Linked DNA regions of Mus musculus: region 2 is linked to region 1. The links are chromatin loops, found by intact Hi-C in ENCODE. Cell type or tissue: left cerebral cortex. All regions are shown on one strand. Each heading gives the region's core, and the rest is flanking DNA. Links, peaks and the distances in the headings are about the cores only.

Evidence for each region. A loop is a pair of places that touch in the nucleus more often than their neighbours do. Peaks named below come from ENCODE experiments on the same cell type or tissue, not always from the same donor. Only the 100,000 strongest peaks of a DNase experiment are listed, where the experiment ranks them.
Region 2: a loop joins it to region 1, with 4 times the contacts of the local background. A loop is called at or near these places in 2 of 42 quality-filtered maps.

The regions. Positions count from the first base shown.
Region 1 is chr4:39,989,106-39,994,494 of GRCm38, reverse strand. No RefSeq gene overlaps it. Among named protein-coding and RNA genes, the nearest start is that of Gm26087, 10 kb to the right of the region's middle. In left cerebral cortex, for the core only: no CTCF peak of the experiment used is centred there; DNase peaks (open chromatin) are centred at 2,454 and 2,927; H3K27ac peaks cover 1,690 bases.
Region 2 is chr4:39,788,617-39,794,005 of GRCm38, reverse strand. Gm34007 (a long non-coding RNA gene) reads left to right here and starts at 2,686. Exons shown (of 7, transcript XR_881189.1): 1 at 2,686-2,788. Gm34071 (a long non-coding RNA gene) reads right to left here and starts at 5,251. Exons shown (of 3, transcript XR_390476.2): 1 at 5,134-5,251; 2 at 3,399-3,478; 3 at 1,608-1,692. In left cerebral cortex, for the core only: no CTCF peak of the experiment used is centred there; a DNase peak (open chromatin) is centred at 2,701; H3K27ac peaks cover 675 bases.

The DNA.
Region 1 (5,389 bases), core at 214-5,213:
TCTCTAGGTCACATATTGAAATTCTCCACTAAAACACTTTGGGCCAGGTCTGCATAATTCAAATCATTATCAGCAACAAAGTCTTCCATATTCCTACGAGGATAGCCCATTAAGCCCCATTTAAAGCATTCCACTGCATTCCAAATCCAAAGTCTCCAAATCCACATTCTTCCAAACAAAAGCATGGTCAGGCCAATCACAGCAATATCCCACTCCTGGTACCAATTTCTGTCTTAGTTATGGTTTTACTGCTGTGAACAGACACCATGATCTAGGGCAAGTCTTATGAATGACAACATTTAATTGGGGCTAACTTACAGGTTTAGAGGTTTAGTCCATAATCATCAAGGCAGGAAACATAGCAGCATCTAGGAAGTCATGGTGCAGGAGAAGCTTCTACATCTTCATCTGAAGGCTGCTAGTGGAAGCCTGACCTCCAGGAAGCTAGGGTGAGGGTCTTAAGCCCATGCCCACAGTGACACACCTACTCCAACAAGGCCACACCTCCAAATAGTGCCACTCCCTTTGGTCAAGAATGTTCAAACTATGACAGTAGGTTAGGTTGATCTCTGAAGTTCTGTGCTGGGATTACAGACATGAGCTAACAGGGTTGGTTTAATCTAAATTGTTTTTTGGAAGAAGAGTCACATAAATTTTCTAGGGCTCCTGGTAATTATACAGAGGCACAGAGGACACTTTCTACATGATGTCCTCTAATATTCTAAAAAACAGTTTTTAGTTTTCGATCTAAAAGAAGATTAGATTCATCAGGCCCTATATGCACTCAGCGAGCGCTTATATGAATTGATGCATATATGGATACCTTTCTGTAGAGCTGTTTTTCCTTAGGGACCCAGTTTATTTTGTCTTCACTTCTTTCACGGTACCTACTGGCCTTATCATGTGTTCCATGCTACAAAGCCATTGTTTAACCATGCAGGCAAAAATAAGTTCACAGTTTATTCATGTCAAATGCTGAGAAAAGAGAGGTCTGAAGCAGAGTTGGGACATAAAACAGCTTGTCAGGGTGTCAGCTCAGGGGCAGTGTTGAGAAAGATTGTACTTGTCTTTGAAGGATTAGGAATTCATAGCCAAGGCAGGCAGAATGTTCACACAGGTAATGCTGTAGGGCATGGACACTGAAGTTTTAGGAGACAAATGCTCAGGGAATACAGAGGAACAGTAAGCAGTCTGGTTAGCATGAATCACAGAGTACATCAATGACTTAGTAGAAGAAATGAACAGGGTCTTAGAGATGCAAGTGACTCTTAGGGCTCTGCAAGTATGGGATAAAATGAGGAGTAGAGGAGGCAAAGAGGCTCATTCATTGTTTATTTGAGCAGTTCACAAGGTCATGAAGGATATGGAAATGTACTGCATCTCACTGTAGATGAGACAGGCAAGGCAGATCTCATTTTGATTATGGAATCAAGGACAAATATTGGTCATACAGAATTTCAAGATTTCATCTCATTTAGACTGAGAGAGTTATACTGCCTCTCCAGAGACAAGGAAGTCAGGATGAGCAGTCACTGTGAGGGTGCTCAAAGATGTTGAACCAGGGCAGTATGTGCTCAATATAAAGGATCATAAAGGTTCCTGGACCAGGTAGGATTCTCACAGACAATGAGACATCAAACAAGAACGATGGGCTGGAAAGATGACCCAGTGGGCAAAGTGCTTGCTGTGAAAACTTAAGGACCCGAGATCAGATCCTAAGCATCTATGTAAAAGCTGCACATACAACCTCATACAACCTCATTGTCTAGGTCAGTCAACTGCAGTTGACTCCTGGTGGCTTGCTAGGCAGCCAATCTTGTCCAGTTAGTGAGCCATGGTTTCAGTGAAAGATTGTCACAAAACAAAACAACACAACACAAAACAAAACAAAACAAAACAAAACGAAACAACAGAACTGAAAAGCAACCAAAGAAGATGCTCACTTTGCTCTGCAGATGAATGCAAAGACCTGCACACAAACACAACACACACACACACAATTAAAAATGGATATAGGCTTATCTGGCAGTATGACTCAAGAGCTGGGAGAGCATTATGTACTGAAAGGGCAGAGAGAAGAGAATGTGGAGGATGCAGCTAGACTTGAGAAACATTCTAGGGGCTCAGCCATGCTACCCCAAATCAGGCTATTAGATTTTTGTGCTTTACTGGATAGCAACTGCATCCTAAGAGCATCATTCGAACTGATTCGATTACTAGAAGAAGATAAATAGTCACCTCCTTCTCTCGCCTTTCTCATCTGGGTAGTGTGGAGTACGTGCAGGCATTGAAGGGCAGGAGAGAAGAATCCCTTGAACTGCAACTTTCCTAGCAGAGTGACTTGATTAGCTCTGAGCTTCAGGGAGAGTGGCAGCTCCAATGTTTGGAAATGGGAAGCTGCAGCAGCAGTTAGGAGAGGAGGAGGCTGCAGTTCTGAGAACTATTTTCAGGGAACAAATGCCAGACACTTTACATGGCAACATGACTCCTCAATGGTGCTTGCTTGGCAGGATCTCCCTTCATGGAGACAGAGTTGATATAGGACAAATGGGCTTGAATTGCAGAAAATAGAAGAAAGAATGTTTTTTTTTGTAGCTATTAATAGGTTTGATGGAAATGGAAAGAGAGAAAGTCATCTTCAGCATCGACATTTAAAATGGGACAAAGTACTGAGACACCATACTCCATTATTCAGAAATGAAAAAGCAATTTTCAATTTTAAGTTTTTTAGTCATTTTTTTTAAAAAGTAGCAGAAGGTGACATTGACCCAATTTAGTGTTTCCCTTTTAGTGGGAGATTTTAAAAGGCACACTGAGTTGGACCATTTGAACTTCTGCTTTAAAAAAGCCAAAGAGCCTCCTTTCTTTGTTCCACGTTTTTATATTCGTTTATATCCTCTTACACGTGTATGTGAAATGAGAAGCTGTTTTCTCACTGCGTGGGGCTGTGTCTGATTTGTTTTGAGCAGATGAGTTGATGACAATGGGCGTAGCACACCCAGCAGTGAGCATCATCTTTGTTCAGGAGTATATGGCCGAGCAGTTTGCAAGCATTGAGAATTTAAAAGCAATCTTGTTTTCATGTGGATCTTAAACTTTGCTAGGTGTTCCACTAAATGACTTCTGCCAGGATTCACCATTATTTGAACCTAACAGTTTTCCCTAGGATTCCAGGAACTAATCATAGTTCGTATGACACTCAGCCTCTAGGCAGTTCTGCTGGGGAAAACACTTGCTCTCATTACTATGACATGCAAAAACTCACAAAGACTGGCAGGAATCAAATCAGATTTCTATGATCTCAGAACATTAGGAATATAACCTCCTTCAATGTGATACATATATGCATACATACATGTATACATACATATATATATGCATAATATATACATACATACACACATTATCAGCACAAAGATGTTAAGAACTTGTTTTGCATAGCAAACTGTGAACAGATAGTAGTTTCCATTTTCTCAGCCATATATATTAATATACTAATATGATTAATTTATATTATTAGTATATTAATATATATGTTTCTTTACGTGGCTGTGTGCTTTATCACATGACTCTGTAAAAACCCTCACTAGAAGGTATGAAATATCCTCCCCACCCCATTGGTCTTATGCCAATAAGGAGGTCCTGAGGAGAGGCCTTAGAAGATATTGTGAGCTGCTTCTCCCATTACTGCTGTCCTTCTTTCTGAGAAGAACAAGTTGCACGTGCCTGTAGGCTCAAGAAGAGTGAAACACCTTTAGAGAAGACCTCAGGTTCTATCTGCATCCTGAAGCAGATCCTGCCCAGCAATCATTAAATAAGCAAATGTAAAATTTAAAGCTCTTTTTGTTTCATGGGAAAAACTTACCACTATCGATGGGAATTCTCAAGCTTCCTTAATTGGTCTCATGGCAGATGTACAAAGGTAAAGCTCTGGCTAGCAGTTCAGCAAATCCATGAGCTTGCATGTCAGAGTCTGCTCTTTAGCTGCTAACCCACAGTGAATCAAAAGTCAAGTTGACCAAGAATCTCAACAGTACCCAAGATTTGAACTTTAAAAATTGTATTTTTATAATTTTGTAAAATCTTGAGAAACTTTAAGTAACTATAGAAAAAAGAAATTTGAGAATGTTTGCAGAGTCAATGATCTTTGATTTCTGATCATTTCCATCTACTGGAAGCAAGGAAACAACACCAGACAAGTACAGGCCTTAGAAACCTTGTTCTAATTCAGTCTTCTTGCTGACACATCTTGGGTACTTTTCTTTGATAATAATTTTCTTTATTTTCTAAAACAGGAAAGGATTTCTGGCTATTAAGGAGAATTTGTCACGGTGGCCACATCACACAAATATCTTGAAAACTTGGAAGTGGGTCAAAGATGTTGGATCCCCTAGTTACATCATGAAATATTCAGATAACCATTTTGGTTTTTAAGGTGTCCCATGCCACGTGCTTTGAAGCTATCATTGAACTTAAAGTCTATTCCTGAACTCTTGGACCAGGAGCCACAATACTCAAGTTCTAGATTCTAATACTTTTTTAATTAGTAGTTGTCTTGGTCAGCTTTTTGTCAACTTGACATAAGCCAGAGTTATCTGGGATGAGGGACCTCAATTGAGATAATGCATCCACTAAATTGTCTGTAGGTAAGTCTGTAGGGCAGTTTCTTGATTGTTAATTGATATGGAAGGGCCTAGCCCATAGCAGACGGTCCTGGAATGTATAAGAAGGCAAAGCAAGTAAGCCATGCAGAGCAAGCCAGTAAGCAGCACTCCTTTATAGACTCTGCTTCAGTTCCTGCCTCTAGGTTGAGTTCCTGTCATGACTTATCTTCATAATGGACTACAACTATAAGTCGAAATAAACCACTCTCTCCTCAAGTTGCTTTTGGCTTGATCTCCCTGAGTGCCATTCATTGTGTATCACAGCAATAGAAGCATAACTCATAACAGCCTTTATGTTAAACCTGATATGCTGCCGGAGTGACCTCAGAGAGTCCCGAGTTTTCTCATCTGTTATAGAGTGAGAGTAGCCAGGTTTGGGCTTGCCTACCATGAACCAAAAGGACTGTGCCCAACCTCTCAACTATTTTTTGATATTTATAAAAGATGGAAATACCCTTCTCAAGATAAAGAGTGTAAAGCCTGAAGAAATCCTCACCATATGTTTATTTATTTATTTAATGTGTGCAGTCTGTGTGTGTATGTGTATGCATGTGTGTGTATGTGTGTGTGTGTGTGAGGGGTGTGGGGGTGTAGGGAAAAAGGGGGGAGGGAGACAGCCCATGTCCGGCCAGAGTTCCTGTGTTCTGGGCAGGCAGATGTGGGAGGACTGCTGGATGATTTCCACTGGGCCCCGGGTGGACATCTAAGCCACTGACCCCACATGG
Region 2 (5,389 bases), core at 110-5,109, 200 kb after region 1:
CATTACCCTATGGCATGTCCACCCAAGTACCCTAGGGCAGTGAGAACTACTGAAGACTTTATAGAAACCGTGTATCAGGGAGGAGAGGGGAATGGCTCCCTTAACCACTGCCCATGGAACATTCAACACTGAGACTTGGCCACTAAATTACCTATATTGGCCTCACTAAAGAGTAGCTTTGGGGACTATAGAGATCTTGGGTAGATAAATGACAGCTTAAGACAGTATGAGAAAAATGCAAGGGGAAACAGCAAATATATACTTCTCTCTTTATACCTGTCGTTTTATTTTAGTTAAAATATAATGACCTCATCTCCCATTCTCTTTCCTCGCCAGCACTTTTATTTTGAGGAGAACTGTGATAAAGAGAGGCAGAGAATGTTCTATAAAATAGCCTTCTAAAGTGGAAATAATGTGACTAAGAGAAAAATCTAAATCAATTTTAAATCCTACATCTTGTACAACAAAGAGAGAAAAAGTCATAGGGAAAGTCGCAAAAATGAAAGCAATATAGTTGAGTAATAAAACCTTGTAAGCACAGGGAGAGCACCTTTGCTATCTCCACATTAATTTATTCTCCAGCTCTAAGTAGAGCAACTTCCACGAAGAGCCTGTGTAATGGAGGGCTCCCGAATGGGGTATGTGGCAGAGTTAGATCATTCAGAAAAGGAGTAAAACTTTTGATGTGAGACTGCAACATTACACTGTCTGCATTTCTCAGCAAATAAAACATTTCCCTCCATCCTTCTATGCTCTGTACCTGCTGCTGTTTGGAAAGTAATGGGAATAATGTCAGTCATTATTTTTATTTTCATCATTTTGCAAATGAAATGAAGCTGGTCAGATTGAGCACAGCAGAGCAGGCATGCTTCGTCTCATTATGGTTTTGATAATACAGTGCACTGTTATAAAGCATCATCCAGTGTTGCATTATGCTAGCCACTCAATAGTAAATGGAAGAGCAATTCATAATTAAATTAATGAAACCAGGTACCAAGGTGACCTTTCAGTAATTTATTTTATGGCTCTACTGCAAGACAGATATAAAATACTGTATGCTCTTTGACATGTATTATAGATTTAAATAAATTAAATGGAATTAATGTAATGCACATGCAGTTGAGAGGGTATAGAGCTATGGAGTATTTTACACGCGACCTTCCTAATTAGGGAATGAAATAGGCTATTAACAAACCATCGCATTGTCCCTATTATTTTGCTTAGGGCAAGGACTAGAACTACAGAGGCTTCTTTTGCAGGTTCTATTAAAATCTGGTATGCTTTATTCCTGACCTGTGATCAAATCCAAAGCATAAAGCAGGAGACTGTCTAGTCTTCTTTTTTTTTTTTCTGTTAGCTTATGTCTGCAAAGGTGTTTCTAACACTGAGTTTTAAAAATAGTTTCTTAAGAGTTCATTACCTTTTTAGCAAACGTAGCAATTGTTGTTATGATGTGCTCTTCCTGCTGTCTATACACTTACTTCCTGTCTAATTATATGTACATGAGAGGTCAGGTTCACCCATTTACACAACTCTGAATATTGCCATTAAATTAAAATGCATTAAATTTGTAGAACATAAGATGTTTGTTATATAATTGATTTTTAGGGCTGAGTTCATGTGTAAGTTTTGCAGCCAGGACCCAGATGTCTTCAGGACAAGAGCTTAGTGTTCAGGACTAGCTGGAACTTCCTAGAAAGGAATGCAGAGAATTAAAGGCAGTTTTCTTAGGATATTTTTCCAACACAAGTAAAATAAGACTTGATTTCTTTCTCTCAATGAATAATTTCACTATCTTCTGTCATGTTTTTTAGCCTTTCTACCATATGTCACTGAAGATATTTCCAAAATGGAAAGATGTAAATATTGTGTTTTCTTGGTAAAGAGGAAAATCGAAAAAAAATTTTCCCCTTGAATAACATAGCAGTGATAGCTGACAACTACTATATAAATATATATAATATGCTGGAATATATACATATACATATATGCTGGAATGTTGCTGAATATATTTTAAATATTTTCACAAGTAAGTATATGAGGTATGGATTTGTTAACCAATGTGCCTGTGATAATAATTCTATAATGTGTTCATGTATCAAAGTGTATACACCACAGACAATTATACTTTATTGAAACTAGAAAAGTCTATTTTTTCTTGTCTATTCCCTTTTTAAATAACACTGCTTTTTTATTTTGAATGATACATCTTCTCTCTCCCACTAATGTGTTAGATTGGGTCTATTTCAAGCTTTCTTACATTTTTCCATTACCACCTTTGTCTATTCATTTTGGCCTCTGTTCCCTATTAGAAATTGTATTAGTTACTGCTGCTACTACTGTGACAAGATATCTATCAAGAGGCAACTTATGGGAGGAAAGATTCATATTTTTGTATAACAAAATTTTTCAAACTGGAAATTAAGCTCACTTAGCTCTCTTTGGTTCCCTAGTATCAACAACTAAGTGATTGACAAAATACCAAAGAATCTCAAAACAATTTTTAGTTTCATTCCTAAATATAAGTTTACTTTTTCCTTAGTGCTAAGTATGAAAACGAACAATTTGGATAAAAAGTTTTGAAATATTTTTGCATGCTAAATGTCCTCAGCGGGCTTCTATATTTGAATACTTGGTTCTCAACTTTAAGGTGCTGTTTTGGAGGTGGTGGAAACTTTAAGATGTGGGTACCAGCTGGAAACTGCATAAGTGAGACAATCTGGGCAGGTTTTGAAGTATATCGCCAGCCCCATGTCCTGATCTGTCCTCCTCTCTGGTCCATAGAGATGTAAGTAGCTTTGCATTCTGATGACTAGAGTTCTGAGCCGTTTCTGTCATTATGCTTACCATGTCATAAAAAGAATCTACAATACCTCTTTTCATCTAATTGTACTGTATCATTTCTTCCCGATAGACACTCCTTGATTTAACAGACTATGGAGTCTTTCTTCATTTTCTCTGAGGATTATACACCTGGTCACTATCCACAAGGTGGAGAATTGGTCCTAGATGTCTAATTTGCCAAGTCTGTGTTATCACATTATCTTTCAAAGCACTTGTCATTTTAATCTCCTTAGCCTTCTGTGTTTCATGTGTGCATACACTCTATTCTTGATAGCATCTCTTCCAGGCTTTAGATACTAGCTATAGTGCTTTGTTTGGTTAATATTTATCTACTAAGTTTCTGTCTTTCAAAAGCATGTCATGTTTATTTTGTCTTAATAGGTCTATGTTTTTTTTTTGTTCTTCATAGTATTTAAAGACACAAGTTCTAGTGTAGAATATTGACTGTGCCATGTTTCTATCTGAGAGAGCACAGGCAGCTGTGTAAACTTACTCCTCTATTATTTTTAAATAATTTCTTAAGAATTGAAAATAGTAATGATAAAAGAGCTTACCTCATAAAAATTAGCCTACATACAGTTCTGAGAAGAATACCACACAGAATTTATGAGTTCCATAAATGTCAACTGCCTTACTGTAAAAAATTAAAATGGAAAAATAGTGAAGTTGGCTTTTATTCTGCCCAATGTTTAGCATTCACAAAGTAAAAATGGTCAATGAGACAGACCTGGTTTAAGATGAGAACTGGGTAATTATAGCTAAATAAGGTTACTGATGACTTTTCTCCAATGCCAGCTTCTATTGCACCTTCTGACACTATAAAGGCTCTCAGTCAGAGAGGGAGCTTTCAGCTCAACTTCAGCTTGATTTATCTACATCAAGAACCTGTAGTCTTCAGTAGAAGCATCTTATCATCTCATGCTGGTGAACAACCAAGAGTGGCAAAAGCTTATTTTGCTTTGGGAGTCCTCTGGGGTTTCCATAACCAATAACTCAAGAGGTATCCAACCCTTAGTAGTGCAGATTTTGTTCACTAATTTGTGAAACAGTGGCACAGCTGTTATTGTTGTAACCATAGCTCTCTGGATTTGAGGTTTGCTCCTCAGTAGGAAATCTTTACATGCTACTATAAACTTAGACAAAGAAAACAATTTTGAGTTACAGAGACAAAGTTTGGAGCTGAGATGAAAGGATGGACCATGTAGAGACTGCCATATCCAGGGATCCACCCCATAATCAGCATCCAAACGCTGACACCATTGCATACACTAGCAAGATTTTATCAAAAGGACCCAGATGTAGCTGTCTCTTGTGAGACTATGCCGGGGCCTAGCAAACACAGAAGTGGATGCTCACAGTCAGCTAATGGATGGATCACAGGGCTCCCAATGGAGGAGCTAGAGAAAGTACCCAAGGAGCTAAAGGGATCTGCAACCCTATAGGTGGAACAACATTATGAACTAACCAGTACCCCGGAGCTCTTGACTCTAGCTGCATATGTATCAAAAGATGGCCTAGTCGGCCATCACTGGAAAGAGAGGCCCATTGGACATGCAAACTTTATATGCCCCAGTACAGGGGAACGCCAGGGCCAAAAAGGGGGAGTTATTGGGTAGGGGAGTGGGGGTGGGTGGTTATGGGGGACTTTTGGTATAGCATTGGAAATGTAAATGAGCTAAATACCTAATAAAAAATGGAAAAGAAAAAAAAAACAAAAAAAAAAAAAGAAAAAACAAAACAAAAAAAAAAAAAAAAAAGAAAGAAAACAATTTTGAGGAATATGATAGGCCCAAGAGGGTAACTGGATATTACTGTTTAGCTAAATTGACACAGCACTAAACAACCTTGTCAGTATTGTATTTATAGCCACAGACAAATGCTACTCTCAGACTTAATCAGATAAACTTCTCGTTCCAGTGAATAGTGGTGAATGCAGATTCATGGCTGCACAAGGTACTGAAGAAAAAGTGATAGTTGGTGGCTCAGCCCTAAGTAAGAGATTTATATAATTCCCTTTGAGGGTCAGGGAATACTACAGGAAGAGGACAGAAAGAATGTAAGAGCATAAAGATAGGAAGGACTGAGAAATGCCACCTTCTGGGCACTGAAACAGCCATTGTTTTATCATGAACTCAAAACGGCCATGGATGAGTATCCCGAATCTACACAAGCATGGGCCCATCAGCAGTCAGGTGTAGATGTAAGAGTAGTTCATGGGTCCCCACCTCTCACAGCTAAACTGTTTTGGGTATTGGCAGAAGCAAGAAGGGGACTGAAGTTCGTACTTACAGCTTTGTACGAACTAGTAATTCCATCAGTCTCCAGTGGGCGATTCCAATTCAAAGATCACATCAATGTCCCTGGTTAAAGTAAATAGGTCAGAAACAAACCCAAAATTCAGGAATCTGGAAGAAAGACTTGTAGGAATGGGGTTTGACTGGTATGGAAGGGAGATAAGAAAAAGTATAGGAAAAGAGTACTCATAGTACATTATATAGTCATACATATATGAATAAATATAACCCTATATAGTTACAAAATTGTC